Linked DNA regions of Homo sapiens: regions 2 and 3 are each linked to region 1. Evidence: read pairs that join two places in POLR2A ChIA-PET (ENCODE). Cell type or tissue: PC-3. All regions are shown on one strand. Each heading gives the region's core, and the rest is flanking DNA. Links, peaks and the distances in the headings are about the cores only.

What was found. Peaks named below come from ENCODE experiments on the same cell type or tissue, not always from the same donor. Only the 100,000 strongest peaks of a DNase experiment are listed, where the experiment ranks them.
Region 2: POLR2A ChIA-PET joins it to region 1 with 8 read pairs; 5 of 35 experiments call an interaction of 5 or more read pairs at or near these places.
Region 3: POLR2A ChIA-PET joins it to region 1 with 5 read pairs; 2 of 35 experiments call an interaction of 5 or more read pairs at or near these places.

What each region holds. Positions count from the first base shown.
Region 1 is chr6:17,352,706-17,357,335 of GRCh38, forward strand. No RefSeq gene overlaps it. Among named protein-coding and RNA genes, the nearest start is that of CAP2, 39 kb to the right of the region's middle. In PC-3, for the core only: no CTCF peak of the experiment used is centred there; a DNase peak (open chromatin) is centred at 2,196; H3K27ac peaks cover 1,126 bases.
Region 2 is chr6:17,160,540-17,165,169 of GRCh38, forward strand. No RefSeq gene overlaps it. Among named protein-coding and RNA genes, the nearest start is that of STMND1, 61 kb to the left of the region's middle. In PC-3, for the core only: no CTCF peak of the experiment used is centred there; no DNase peak of the experiment used is centred there.
Region 3 is chr6:17,546,494-17,551,123 of GRCh38, forward strand. All of the region lies in intron 11 of CAP2 (cyclase associated actin cytoskeleton regulatory protein 2), which reads left to right. Among named protein-coding and RNA genes, the nearest start is that of FAM8A1, 51 kb to the right of the region's middle. In PC-3, for the core only: no CTCF peak of the experiment used is centred there; no DNase peak of the experiment used is centred there.

The DNA.
Region 1 (4,630 bases), core at 227-4,226:
GTGTGAGCCACCTTATGTAGCCTTATTTGTCTTTATTCTTTTAGGTGTCAAAATTCAGTTTATGTCCTTCATCTTTCTCAATTATTCTTTTTTCCCTAACAAAAATCATAATTAACTGGATTTTTTTTTTTGTTTGATGGAGTCTTGCTGTGTCACCAGGCTGGAGTGCAATGGTGTGATCTCGGCTCACTGCAACCTCTGCCTCCCGGGTTCAAGCGATTCTCCTGCCTCAGCCTCCCAAGTAGCTGGGACTACAGGCGCCCACCGCCACACCCAGCTAATTTTTGTATTTTTAGTAGAGACGGGGGTTTCACCATGTTGGCCAGGATGGTCTTGATCTCTTGGCCCACCTTGGCCTCCCAAAGTGCTGGGATTACAGGTGCCCAGCCTAACTGGATTTTTTAAAAGTAACTAAAATTTGGGTCATTTTTTTTTAGTAAAAGTAAAAGGCATAACAAAAAGGGAGCCTCCCGACCTTTTGAGTCTCTTTGTGCCTCTCAGAAACAATTGTAGATAATAGTTACCTGCATGCTCTCCACACCTAATTCTCTATGCACATATGTATATGTATGTGTATATTTTTTGGACAACTTTACATATTAGGGCAACTTGTCACATTCTTTTTAATATGTGCATTATATACTCCTGTACAAATGTAGTACTATATTTGATTTAACCAGATTCCTACTGATGGATATTTAGCTCTTTTCCAAATGTTCACAATGAAAAGCAATTATTTTAACTTAACTGATCAAAGCATACTTATAAGGCACATACTAAATGCCAAGCTGTGTTCTAAGCACTTTATAAAAGTGCGCTCATTTAATCTCTAAAATAACCCATTGAGGTAGGTTTTAATATTATCATCCCTGTTATACAGATGAGAACACCGAGGATAGAGTGAAGTAACTTGTCACTGGTCACACTGCTAGTGAAAGTCAGAATCCAACCTTGTTCTGGCTCAAGACTCCATGCCAACCTTTGGTAGGCTTTGATGCCTCTCTGTTGCTGCAACTCAGTTGTCTATTCCCAAAGTAGATCAGCTGCTAGGCATAAGGAATGAAAAATGCTTTTAGTAGCCAGCATTAGCAATGCTGTGAAAAAAACTAGGAAAGAAGATTTAAAAATTGACAGAATCGATCAAGACAGCCACTCCTATTCCACCCTACCACACCCATTCCAACAACCTCTGCAAAGATTTTTAAAAGGTAGACAGACCAAATTCCCCTGCAAATGTGACAAACTTCCCTGCAAACATGAAATTGCTTCTACCAGACACATTGAGGGAGTGGAGGTGGCAGCTCAAAGAGCTCTGGTTTTTAAATTGTGCAGAAAGACAGTACAGACACGAATGCAATTTTGTACAAAGCTTCACTGGAGTCCATGATTTTAAGTTAAGGGTAAACACAATCTAATCAAAGCCTTTTAAAATAATTTGTCTCAAGAAACCTTTTTATCAGGGCTATTTTCAGTCAGAGGAGAAACAGTTTTGTTGCTGAAAAGCTCAAAAGCCAAATGCATTAAATCCTTTTTCCCAGATGCAAAGCAATTGGTTCTCTGGTGCCAATTTTTATATTTCTTAAGAACGGTGGCCGGGCGCGGTGGCTCATGCTTGTAATCCCAGCACTTTGGGAGGCCGAGGCGGGCAGACCATGAGGTCAGGAGATCGAGACCATCCTGGCTAACATGGTGAAACCCCGTCTGTACTGAAAATACAAAAAATTAGCCGGGCGTGGTGGCGGACGCCTGTAGTCCCAGCTACTCGGGAGGCTGAGACAGGAGAATGGCGTGAACCCGGGAGGCGGAGTTTGCAGTGAGCTTAGATTGCACCACTGCACTCCAGCCTGGGTGACAGAGCGAGACTCTGTCTCAAAAACAAAAACAAACAAACAAACAAAAAACAAGAATGGCATTGCATGCTGCCAGTGATAACACTGAATACTGTTTGAATCTCAATACTGGCAATACTGTTTGAATCTCGAAAGACTTGAGAACCCTGCCAATGTTTTGGGTTTTAAACTTGAGAAAGCCCACCCTCCCATTCCCAAGGGTAAATATGAAACATAACTTTCAGTTCCTCTTTGTACATTCAATGCTAATTAGCTCAGTGCTCTAATTTTATTTCTGGACTTTGGTACAGCTGAAGCTTTGCTGGTGTATTAGTAACGACATAAATGTTTGCACATTTCTGAGAGTCTGCGGATATGAATCACCTTGAGAGAAATAGCTTTGATCACAGCGTGAGAGCTACATTTCAACAATTTCTTTACTGTGTTGATGTTATTGGTGGTAAAAAGGGAATTTGAACTTTAGAATGAAAAAACTAGAAGATAAATAAAAGAGAGGGAGCTCCTGCAAAGTATATGTAACTCTTAGATCAGGCAGTCCAAAGAGAAAAAAATCAGAAAATTAATGGCTCATTTGGGAGACACAAATTAATTTGATGATATGATAAAAGAAAAAAATAACATTTTCCTAGGTTTAGAAGAATTTACAAATAAATTTTCAGAAATGTCGAAAATCTTTGAAATGTTTCTTGACATTTCATTTGACAACCCCAGAGGTCAGACCCACTGAGGGTTCAAAGGCTGTTGGCCTCCCACTTCCATCTGATGGTCCCTCATATCTGATATGTCCCTTCCCATCTAGTGTGCTCTCATTATACCACATGAGACACACACTCCAGGAGGGGATTTGAGCTCTCAATAGCCATTTTGTTCTGCTCTTGCAAGTGAAAGATGAATCTTCACATCCAAAAATTAAATATACATCATTGCTCTGTTTGGAACGACATTTCATAAGTCTACATCTACATCACAAATACAAACTAAGAGAATAATTACCAAGGCCTGGGAAGAGTGGTGGGGTGGAGATGAAGAGAGTTTGATTAATGGGTACAAACATACAGTTAGATAGAAAGAATAAGTTCCAGTGTTCGACAGCACAGTAGGATGACTATAGTTAATAATTCATTGTGTATTTCAAAATAGCTAGAAGAGAAGATGTGAAATGTTTTCAACACAAAGAAATGATAAATGTTTCAGGCAAGATATCCTGAATACTCTGATTTGATCATTACACATTGTATGCATGTATCAAAATATCACATTTACCCATAAATATGCACAATTATATATCAATGAAAATTTTTTTTTGCCTGGGGGTAGTGGTTCACACCTGTAAGCCCAGCACTTTGTAAGCCAAGGTGGGAGGATCGCTTGAGCTTAGGAGTTCGAGACCACCCTGGGCAAAATGGCAAAATCCCATCTCTACAAAAAATACGAAAATTAACCAGGCTTGGTGGCATGTGCCTGTAGTTTGAGCTAATCAAGAGGTTGATGTGGGAGGATCATGGGTCACCTGAGCCCAGGAGGTCGAGGCTGGAGTGAGCCATGGTGGCGCCACTGCAGCCAAGCCTGGGTGACAGAGCCAGACCCTGTCTTAAAAAAAAGACAAAAGAAGCATTTGTTTTTTCTTGGTTTTATATCATCTATGTAGAAAACATGTGTGAAAGACTTTGAAATGTACCAAAAGATTACTGAGTGACTTCAATGGAAAACAGTGTTCTGCTTATGGTGTGCCCTTGGGTTATCTGGTTCTATGGAGCATGTGTCTTTCATTGTCTTTGAGCTATCTTACAACTCTGCAAGTTATAGCTAAAAGATTTTGCAAACATTTTTGTCAATAGACCTGCAAATAAGTTCCACCTGGTGGAGACACAATTGATTTATCCACCCTGCAGAAATAGCCAGTTTTGCATCTATTTGCAAATTTGTTTCATGGCTTATGTATATATCTCCTCTTTTCAAATTCCCCTTGGAATCAGTTATAAAAAAATCTTATTTTTCATTGAATTGATTTCATTTTGAGGGTTCTTTTAAAATTTCCATCAGTACATCCTTGAAGTAAGCAGAAACATTTGTGTCATCATTGTAATATTTGAATATCCAGAACAGACAGAAGACCAGAAGTTTATAGGAATAGAATTTGTTAACTTCTTACAGAACCTACAGCTAATGGAAATAGAAGGGAGAGACTCAGGGAGAAGGATGAAGGTTTGTTCAGTCTAATGGTGAACCACAGCATACCCTGCCTCCACAGCAATCTCTTTACCTCTGACTTTTATAACAGAAAAAAAAAAAGACATTTCATTAAATTTTCAAACAACGTGCAGCTAGAAAAAAATAGTTAATTGTTTGGATGATAAAACTGGGCATTCAAAAATATTTTGACTGTCTGGAAACATTGAATCACATCTCAAAGAATGAATATCACTTGGCATAGATGTAAAGTCCTACCTTTATGTTTAAAAATCCAATTACATGAGTAAAAAATGGGGGAAAATATGGTTTTTTTGCTTGTTTATTTTTTGTTTTGTATTTTTGCTTTTTTTTTGTTTTGTTTTTTTTGAGACCAAGTCTTGCTCTGTCGCCAGGCTGGAGTGCAGGGACGCGATCTCGGCTCACTGCAACCTCTAACTCCTGGGTTCAAGCAATTCTCCTGCCTCAGGCTCCTGAGTAGCTGGGACTACAGGTGCGCGCCAGCACGCCCAGCTAATTTTTGTATTTTTAGTAGAGACAGGGTGGTTTCACCATGTTGGCCAGGATGGTCTCGATCTCTTGACCTCGTG
Region 2 (4,630 bases), core at 444-4,443, 190 kb before region 1:
AATGAATAGGCTTAACCCCCATCTAAAGAGTTATGCTACCTTTTCACTCTAAGTATTTTATGCTTTAAGGAAAAAGTCAAGCAACTCTTGCTTATAGAGTTGGTTCTTGACCATCCTGTCTTGCATGCGATAAATGTTTCTTTTGCACATATTCTGTGCTGGACACCATGCTAGGTCTTAAGGATGCAGAGAATACAGGGAAAACATGAGTAAAACTTAGCTTTATTTATAAGGAATCAGATCTATTAGGGAAGGAGAGAAATGTGCAAACAAGTCATCAAAATGCATTGAAATGTGTTCTAAATTAGTGTACAGAGGAGAGGAGAAAGAAACTATATTGCTGAAAGGTTCTGTGAAGGTTTCATGGAGAAAGTGACATTTTAGCAGAATCTTGACTGATGAGTGGGAGTCTACCCAACATAGAAATAGGAGAAAAAGACTCCAGGGGGAGAATTGTATATGCAAAGACTGAAGGTGTGAACAAACATGGTATGGTGATAGGACAGGGAAATGTCTGTGTGCCTGAACCAGAGGTGTGGAGTGAAGGAGATGTGGCTGCCTGAGCTCAAGCGCCTGTGTACCTGGCTCAGTGAGTGGGAATTAATCTGAAACATTCAAGGGTGTTCAGCAATGGACGAATGCACTGATCTGTTTTGGGATGATCCCTCTAGTCCAGTTCCTCTGAAAGTGTGGCTGTGGGCCAGCAGCAGCAGCATCACCAAAGAGCTTGATAGAAATTTAAATTCTTGGCCCCAACCCCAGTCTTCAGAGTTTAAAATTCTAGGCATGGGGTCTGGAAATCTGTTTGTAACAAGGCATCTGGATGATTCTGATGCACACTCAAGCTTGAGAACCACTACTCCAGTAACTGCTTAAAGATGAGATGGGTTAAAGGCAGATTGAAGCTCTGTAGATTGTTCCAAATAGCTCAGACCTAGAGGGCAGGGAGAGCCAGGCACATGATTTTGGTCAGGACAGGGTGGATTAGAGCGACCTTTCTGAAAGCTCATGTTTGGCAGGAGACAAGCAAAAAATATCTAGAGCATCAGTTCTGAAATCTCATTGAGTACCAAAATTATCCAGGTGATTGTTTAAAAATATAACTTCTGGGTCCCATCAAGAAGTTACGAAGCTTACTAAGCAGTATCAGCACATCTGTTTGGGACTCCTCTTCCTCAGCTGTTCTTATGTCTTCTTTGAACTTTGTGGCTTTTGTGCATGGAATCTTTCTTCTTGCTAAAGTTGTTCACCCCGTTGCTCTTTTTGGTGATTTCTGGTGACTCCCACCTGCCTTCTTTATAGAAGGATACAACCTGGGAGCCTCAGATCAGGGAGCAGCTGTCACTACACAGAGGCCCGTGGCTCTTCATTGTGGACACTCACTAAATCCCATGGAGAGTTAAAAAAAAAATACTGATGCTCAGGCTCAACCTCAAACTGAAGAAATTAGAATTCCTGGGAGTGAAGTGCTTCTAAAACGCTCTCTAGGTGATTCTAGCATGCAACTAGCACTGAGAACTGCAAACCAGTCCAACATCTTCATTTTAGTGAGACGAAGAAGTCAGAAAAAGAGAGATGCCAGGGGCAAGGAGGAGGAGTGTATCATGTAATTTGGGTCAAATAAGGGCACAGTCAACTGTATTAAAATGCTTAAAGTGGAGAAGGAAGAGTACCAAGAAAAGGTCATTAAATTTAGTAATGAGGATGATACTGTTGGACTTCCAGGCACAAACAACAGAACAAAGCCAGCTCATAGACTCTCTCACCACTAGCCAAGACAACGAACAAAATACCGTGAACAAACACAAAAGCCAAAAGGAAACAATAAAAATTTCCCAGTTGCAATTTAACAAGGAAAAAGGAACAACTTCTTATTATATATTTTGAAAAAGAAGCATCGGCCAGGTGCAGTGGCTCATGCCTGTAATCCCAGCACTTTGGGAGGCCAAGGTGGGTGGATCATCTGAGGTCAGGAGCTGGAGACCATCCTGGCCAACATGGCGAAACCCCATCTCTACTAAAAATACAAAAAATAGCTGGATGTGGTGGCACGTGTCTGTAATCGCAGCTACACAGGAGGCTAAGGCAGGAGAATTGCTTGAACCCAGGAGGTGGAGGTTGCAGTGAGCTGAGATCGTACCACTGCACTCAGCCTGGGTGACAGAGCAAGACAAAAAAAAAAAAGGAAGGAAGGAAGGAAGGAAAGAAAGAAAGAAAAGAAAGGAGGGAGGGAGGGAGGAAGGAAGGAACAGAGAAGCATCAAGGGAGAGTGAGACAAAAAAGAAAGAAAGCGAGAGAGAGAAAGGGAGGAAGGAAGGAAGGAAGGGAGGGAGAAAGAGAGAAAGAAAAGAAAGAGAGAGAAGCATCAAGGGAAAAACCGAAAGATTCTGAAGTGGTACAATATGGTGTGGCTTCTGCCTGCTTTCTCCTCCCCAGAAACACCACGATGGAAGAAGGTTAGTCAATAAAATCTTGAGCCATCTCACTCATAATACCTGCCAATTTCCGGAGAAGTAGACCAAGGGAGGATTGGCATCTCATATGGTTTGAGATGTTTTGCCATTCTGCTTGAACCCAGGAGGCAGAGGTTGCAGTGAGCCAAGAACAGCCACTACATTCCAGCCTGGGTGACACAGTGAGACTCTCTCAACAAATGCAAAAGAAAAAGAAAGAAAGAAAAGAGCCTGGTGTCTCTCTTGCCCCTTCTCTTGCCACGTGACACACTGGCTCTCCTTTCCTTCTGCCATAACTAAAAGCTTCCTGAGGCCTCACCAGAATCCGAGATTTGAGTGCCATGCTTATACAGCCTGTAGAACCATGAGCCAAATAAACCTCTTTTCTTTTTTAATAAATTACCCAGTCTCAGGTGTTCCTTTACAGCAACACAAATGGACAAACACAGCATCCCTGTGAAAAAATATAGATAGGCCCCTCAGATTAGAAGCCCTTCTCTCCCTAGGGAACTTTGAAAAATGCTAGAAAGGACACCAAGGTTTCCCACCCTCCAAGACACCATGCTGGGCTGGGGTAATGAGCCTAACCTCACGCAACTTGCTGAATCAAGTGGGCCCTTTGAATTTGACATAATTTCCAAGAACTTTCTTTTCCTTATTTATGTATGTATTTTTTTGTAGAGATGGGGTCTCACTATTTGCCCAGGCTGGTCTCATATTCCTGGCCTCAAGTGGTCCTCCTCTGCCTTGTCCTTCCAAAGTACTGGGATTATAGGCATGAGCTACTGTGCCTGGCCTCAAAGATCTTTCAGAACTCACATCCTCCAGGCTCAGACATTAGCCCCAGCTTGGCTTCACATAAAAATAAACTAAAAGCAACACCTAGCCTTAAAACTGGAAACACACAATAAACTAACCAGTCTCAAAATACAGTAGGGAATATGTCAAGAAGAATGCATTATGCTACATGACAGCAATTAGACATCTGAGCAGAGCTGTCTATTTATGAGTAATTTCTGTCTGCTCTACAGGGATTCTAAGGCCAAAAAGAAAACTAAGCGAAAAGAAAATTAAAGGTGAAAAGAAGAGAGCATGCAAAAGGTAGACAAAGAACCACATCTGGAAGAAAACATAATCAAGAAATAATTTCCTGTGCATGCATCATGCAACAGGGGCACTTTATTTCAAAAAATAATTGTTTTATTCCAGAAAAGTCTAACACTCTTGGAGGAAAGAGATTTGGAGGGGTGGTGAGACAGAAACCAGATCCCAGGCTAGGCGTGGTAGTTCACACCTGTAATCCCAGCACTTTGGGAGGCCAAGGTGGGCAGATCACATGAGGCCAGGAGTACAAGACCAGCCTGGCCAACATGATGAAACCCCATCTCCACCAGAAATACAAAAAATTAGCTGGGCGTGGTGATGCACACCTGTGGTCCCAGCTACTTGGGAGGCTGAAGTGGGAGAATCGCTTAAGCCCAGGAAATGGAGGCTACAGTGAGCCAAGATCATGCCACTGCACTCCAGCCTGGGTGACAGAGCAAGACTCTGCTTCAATTTCAAAAAAAAAAAAAAAGAAAGAAAGAAATAAAAGAAAAAGAAAAACAGATCCCAAAGAGTAAAGGTAGGGCTTACGCAGGATGAATAAAAAGGAAAACAGAAGTTGGAGAGCTGCTTGTCTGAGAAAAAGAGGGGATTATTATTATTTTTGTTATTTTTTTAATCACAAGACGGAATCATTGAGCATATTTGTAGGAGAGAGAAAATAAGTGTCAGAAACAGTCTTATGTCTATTATTCTTAAAAAAAAAAAAAAGGAAATTCTGACACATGTCACTACCTGGATGAACCTTGAAGACATTGTGCTAAGTGAAACAAGCCAGTCACAAAAAGACAAACATCATATGATTCCACTGATCTAAAGTACCCTGAGTAGTCAAATTAATAGAGACAGAAAGTAGAAGGAGGATTGCCAGGGGCTGGGGAGGGGGAAATGGGGAGTTGTTTAATGGTACAAAGTTTCATTTTGCAAGATGAAAAGGGTTCTGGAGATCCTTTGCACAGCAATGTGAACATACTGAACACGACCGTACACTTAAAATGGCTAAGATGGTAAATTTTATGTTATATGCTTTTTACCATAATTAAAAATAAATATGTAAATAAATAAAATAGAAA
Region 3 (4,630 bases), core at 444-4,443, 190 kb after region 1:
TGCCTGTTCGCTCTGATGGTAGTTTCTTTTGCTGTGCAGAAGCTCTTTAGTTTAATTAGATCCCATTTGTCAATTTTGGCTTTTGTTGCCATTGCTTTTGGTGTTTTAGACATGAAGTCCTCGCCCATGCCTATGTCCTGAATGATATAAAAACTCTCAATAAATTAGGTATTGATGGGACGTATCTCAAAATAATAAGAGCTGTTTATGACAAACCCACAGGCAATATCATATTGAATGGGCAAAAACTGGAAGCACTCCCTTCGAAAACTGGCACAAGACAGGGATGCCCTTTCTCACTACTCCTATTCAACATAGTGTTGGAAGTTCTGGCCAGGGGAGTCAGGCAGGAGAAGGAAATAAAGGGTATTCAATTAGGAAAAGAGGAAGTCAAATTGTCCCTGTTTGCAGATGACATGATTGTATATCTAGGAAACCCCATCGTCTCAGCCCAAAATCTCTTTAAGCTGATAGGCAACTTCAGCAAAGTCTCAGGATACAAAATCAATGTGCAAAAATCACAAGCATTCTTATACACCAATAACAGACAAACAGAGAGCCAAATCATGAGTGAACTCCCATTCACAATTGCTTCAAAGAGAATAAAATACCTAGGAATCCAACTTACAAAGGATGTGAAGGACCTCTTCAAGGAGAACTATAAGCCACTGTAACCATTTTTTAAAGTGATCTATAAATACATTTATTGTACTTTATTAGGAGAAAATAACAGTCTTATACCATTATGTAGAGCATGATTTCATTCTTCTAAATGTACTCATGTAAACACATATATATGCACACATAGATCTATAGATATATCTATATCTGATAATCCTAGGTAAGTCAGAAGAGATATACTACATTTCATAACTGAATTGAGTGTCTGTGGAACTCCTATAGCAGAAATCACACTTCATTTGAAACTTCAAAATTCCCATTAAAATTCTGCAGCAATGAAGACGCATAGAAAAAAAAAGAAAGAAAAAGAAAATAAAGTCAGAAACAAGAAGAGAATTCCTCCTGTCATTGCTTCTTGTTCAATAATGCATTGAAAGTTCTAACTGACCGGGCACGGTGGCTCACGCCTGTAATCCCAGCATTTTGGGAGGCCAAGGTGGGCAAATCACGAGGTCCGGAGATTGAGACCATCCTGGCTAACACAGTGAAACCCTGTCTCTACTAAAAATACAAAAAATAAACCAGGCGTGGTGGCGGGTGCCCATAGTCCCAGCTACTCAGGAGGCTGAGGCAGGAGAATGGCATGAACCCGGGAGGCAGAGCTTGCAGTGAGCTGAGATCGCGCCACTGCACTTCAGCCTGGGCAACAGAGTGAGACTCTGTCTCAAAAAAAAAAAAAAAAGTTCTAACCTATGCAGTAAGATAATGATTGAGAGAGATAAAACTGGAAAAGGAAGAGACAAAAATGCCCTTATTTCCCAACAAAATAAGTGCCTTTATATAAAACCCAAGAGATTCAAGAAACTATAAAACTAAAAAAACATTCAGCAAGATGGTAGGGTATAATATGAACATGCAAAAATCAATAGCATTTCTTTCTACCACAAATAAGTTTTAGAAAATGCAATAGAGGCCGAGCGTGGTGGCTCATGCCTGTAATCCCAGCACTTAGGGAGGCTGAGGCGGGCAGATCATGAGGTCAGGAGATTGAGATCATCTTGGCTAACACGGTGAAACCCCATTTCTACTAAAAAATACAAAAAAATAGCTCGTCATGGTGCAGGCGCCTGTAGTCTCAGCTACTCAGGAGGCTGAGGCCGGAGAATCGCTTGAACCTGGGAGGCGGAGGTTGCAGTGAGCCAAGATCCCGCCACTGCACTCCAGCCTGGCAACAGAGCTAGATTCTGTCTCAAAAAAAAAAAGAAAGAAAGAAAGAAAAGAAAAGAAAATGCAATAGAAAATAAGGTTGAAACAGCTATTTTGTTGCTAGGTGCAACAAAACTGTGAGGTACCTAGCAAAAAAAGCAAACAGAAATGGGAGATAGTTACAAAGAATGCAAGAGTGATGTTGTAAGTAAATGGACAGGAAGACATCATTATCAGTGGTCTCAGCTATTTAATGTGAGTTTAATGAAATTCACCTCAAAATCTCAACAGAGTTTTAAATGAAAAATGGTCTTAAAATTCATTTGGAAAACAAATGGACAAGAATAGCTAAACAGTGTGAAAGATGAATAAGGTGAAGGGACTTGCATGCCTGATATTGACTCATTGTAAAGTGCTATATTGTTAGTGATATACAAAAACAGATAAATGAAGCAGACTAGCGAGCCCTGAAATCAATAGATGCATAGATGGAAATTTGTATTTTAGGACAATTGATTATCCATGTGGGAAAAAAATACACTGAATTCTACCTCACATCATACATAAAAGTAAAATGCTAATTGTGAAAAATAAATACTTTTAAACTTTGATAATAACATGTAGAAGAAAAATTTTATGCCTCAGAGTAGGAAATAAATTAATTAGGGTCAAAAAGCACAAACCATAAAGAAAGTACTGGTCATTTTAACTACATTAAAATTTAAATTATATGTTTAACAGAAGACATCATATGAAGCTGAAAGACAAGCCATGGACTGAAGAAAGATATTTGCAAGGCAGATAATAGAAAAGGATTTGTATCTAGAATTTATAAAGAACTTAAATCAATAAGAAAAAGGCTGCTGGGCGCGGTGGCTCACGCCTGTAATCCCAGAACTTTGGGAGGCCAAGGTGGGTGGATCACCTGAAGTCGGGAGTTCGAGACCAGCCTGACCAACATGGAGAAGTCCCGTCTCTACTGAAAATACAAAATTAGCCGGGCATGGTGACGCATGCCTATAATTCCAGATACTCAGGAGGCTGAAGCAGGAGAATTGCTTGAACCCAGCAGGCAGAGGTTGTGGTGAGCCAAGAATCGTGCCATTGTACTCCAGCCTGGGCAACAAGAGCGAAACTCCATCTTCAAAAAAAAAGAAAGAAAGAAAGAAAAAGGCTAACAATCTGATAGAAAAATGGGCACAGAATATTAAGGCAATTCAGACAAAAAAGAAAGTGGTTGATAAATATATGAAAATATGTATAACCTACCTAACTAGTAGAAGTATAGATGCCAGTTAATACCACAATTAGTGATGTCTTCTCACACTCACCCATTCTGCATTCAGACTGTCCTTACTTTGCGTGGTGCTAGGTTAACTGAATCTTATGCCTACAGGAACTACAATTTGAGGATTGCCTATATACTAAAGTCTGATGCTATAGGATTGCTAAGGAAGTGAAACAATGAGAACCCTGATACATCAGTGTTGGGGGAGTAAATCTGTGACATTCACTGCAATGCAAATTGGCAGCATCTAAGAAAGTCACATTCATAGTCTGTGACTGAGTAATTTCACTCTTAGTGTATACACTAAAGAAGCCCCAGCACGTGTGCCAAGGAGACAAATGTAAAAATGTTTATTGCAATATCATTCATAATGGCAATAAAAACAATTTAAATGTCCACCAGTTGGTAAGTTAATAAATAAATCCTCCCAATAGGATACTAGTTGGTAGTTTAACTCGTATAGCAGCTAAAATGAACCAGCCGGGTGCAGTGGCTCACACCTGTAATCCCAGCACTTTGGGAGGCCAAGGCAGGTGGATCACCTGAGGTCAGGAGTTCGAGACAGAGGTGGAGGTTGCAGTGAGCTGAGATGGCGCCATTGCACTCTAGCCTGAGTGACAGAGCAAGACTCTATCTCAAAATAAATAAATAAATAAATAAATTTAGAAAAGACATCTAGAAATTACCAAAACATTACTGCAGACACATTATTAAATATACATATATGTGCTGTATTATTATTTGTAGTAGAGCCCTATGTGTACCTGACCTTGAACTACCCCTGCCTTTTTTTTTTTTTTTTTTTTTTTTTTTGCACTGGGGCTCAATTCCAACTCAGTGTTCAGTTTCTATGGAGAGAGAGGAGGAAACAGAGAACTAGAGTGACCTGGCCAGACTCCCCACAAGGAATTCTTTACATCACTCGCACCATCAATAAAAGTTGCTCTTGGTTTGCAATCCAGCCTTTTCTCCACGGTGAAAGAAGAGATGTCTTTATCGCTTTAATTACCATGACAAGAAGGAAAATTATAGAGTTGTAATATGGTCTTTGGGGGAACAGTCCGCCCTTATGGAGATTTTGGGGGTATGTCTGAAAACTGATTGTTAGAAGAGAAATTTAAAACCGATCAGAATTTTTATAGCACTTCGATATTTATAAACAATACAAAGAATCGCCTCCTCTTTTGTATGATCCTACTTATCTATATAATGAGTGTCCTGAGCCAAGCCCCCAGTTTTGTCTCCTGAAATGAATACATTTCAAAATACCTAGACATTCATCTCATGTAAGCCTCAAATTCAGCCACTGAGATTTTTATCTAGCAAAGGACTTATGTGAAAAGAATGGTAGTGTTTCTTATTTAAGTTCAGGAAAAATCTACTCAGTTTTTACTCAAGAATAGTTTTACTTGTAAGTGACAACATTAGAACTTGTTTTAATCCTAGTTTCATAGAGATTTGTCAAAAGTAAAATTTCAAGCAAATGAATATGAATGCATCTTGTTTCTTTTATCA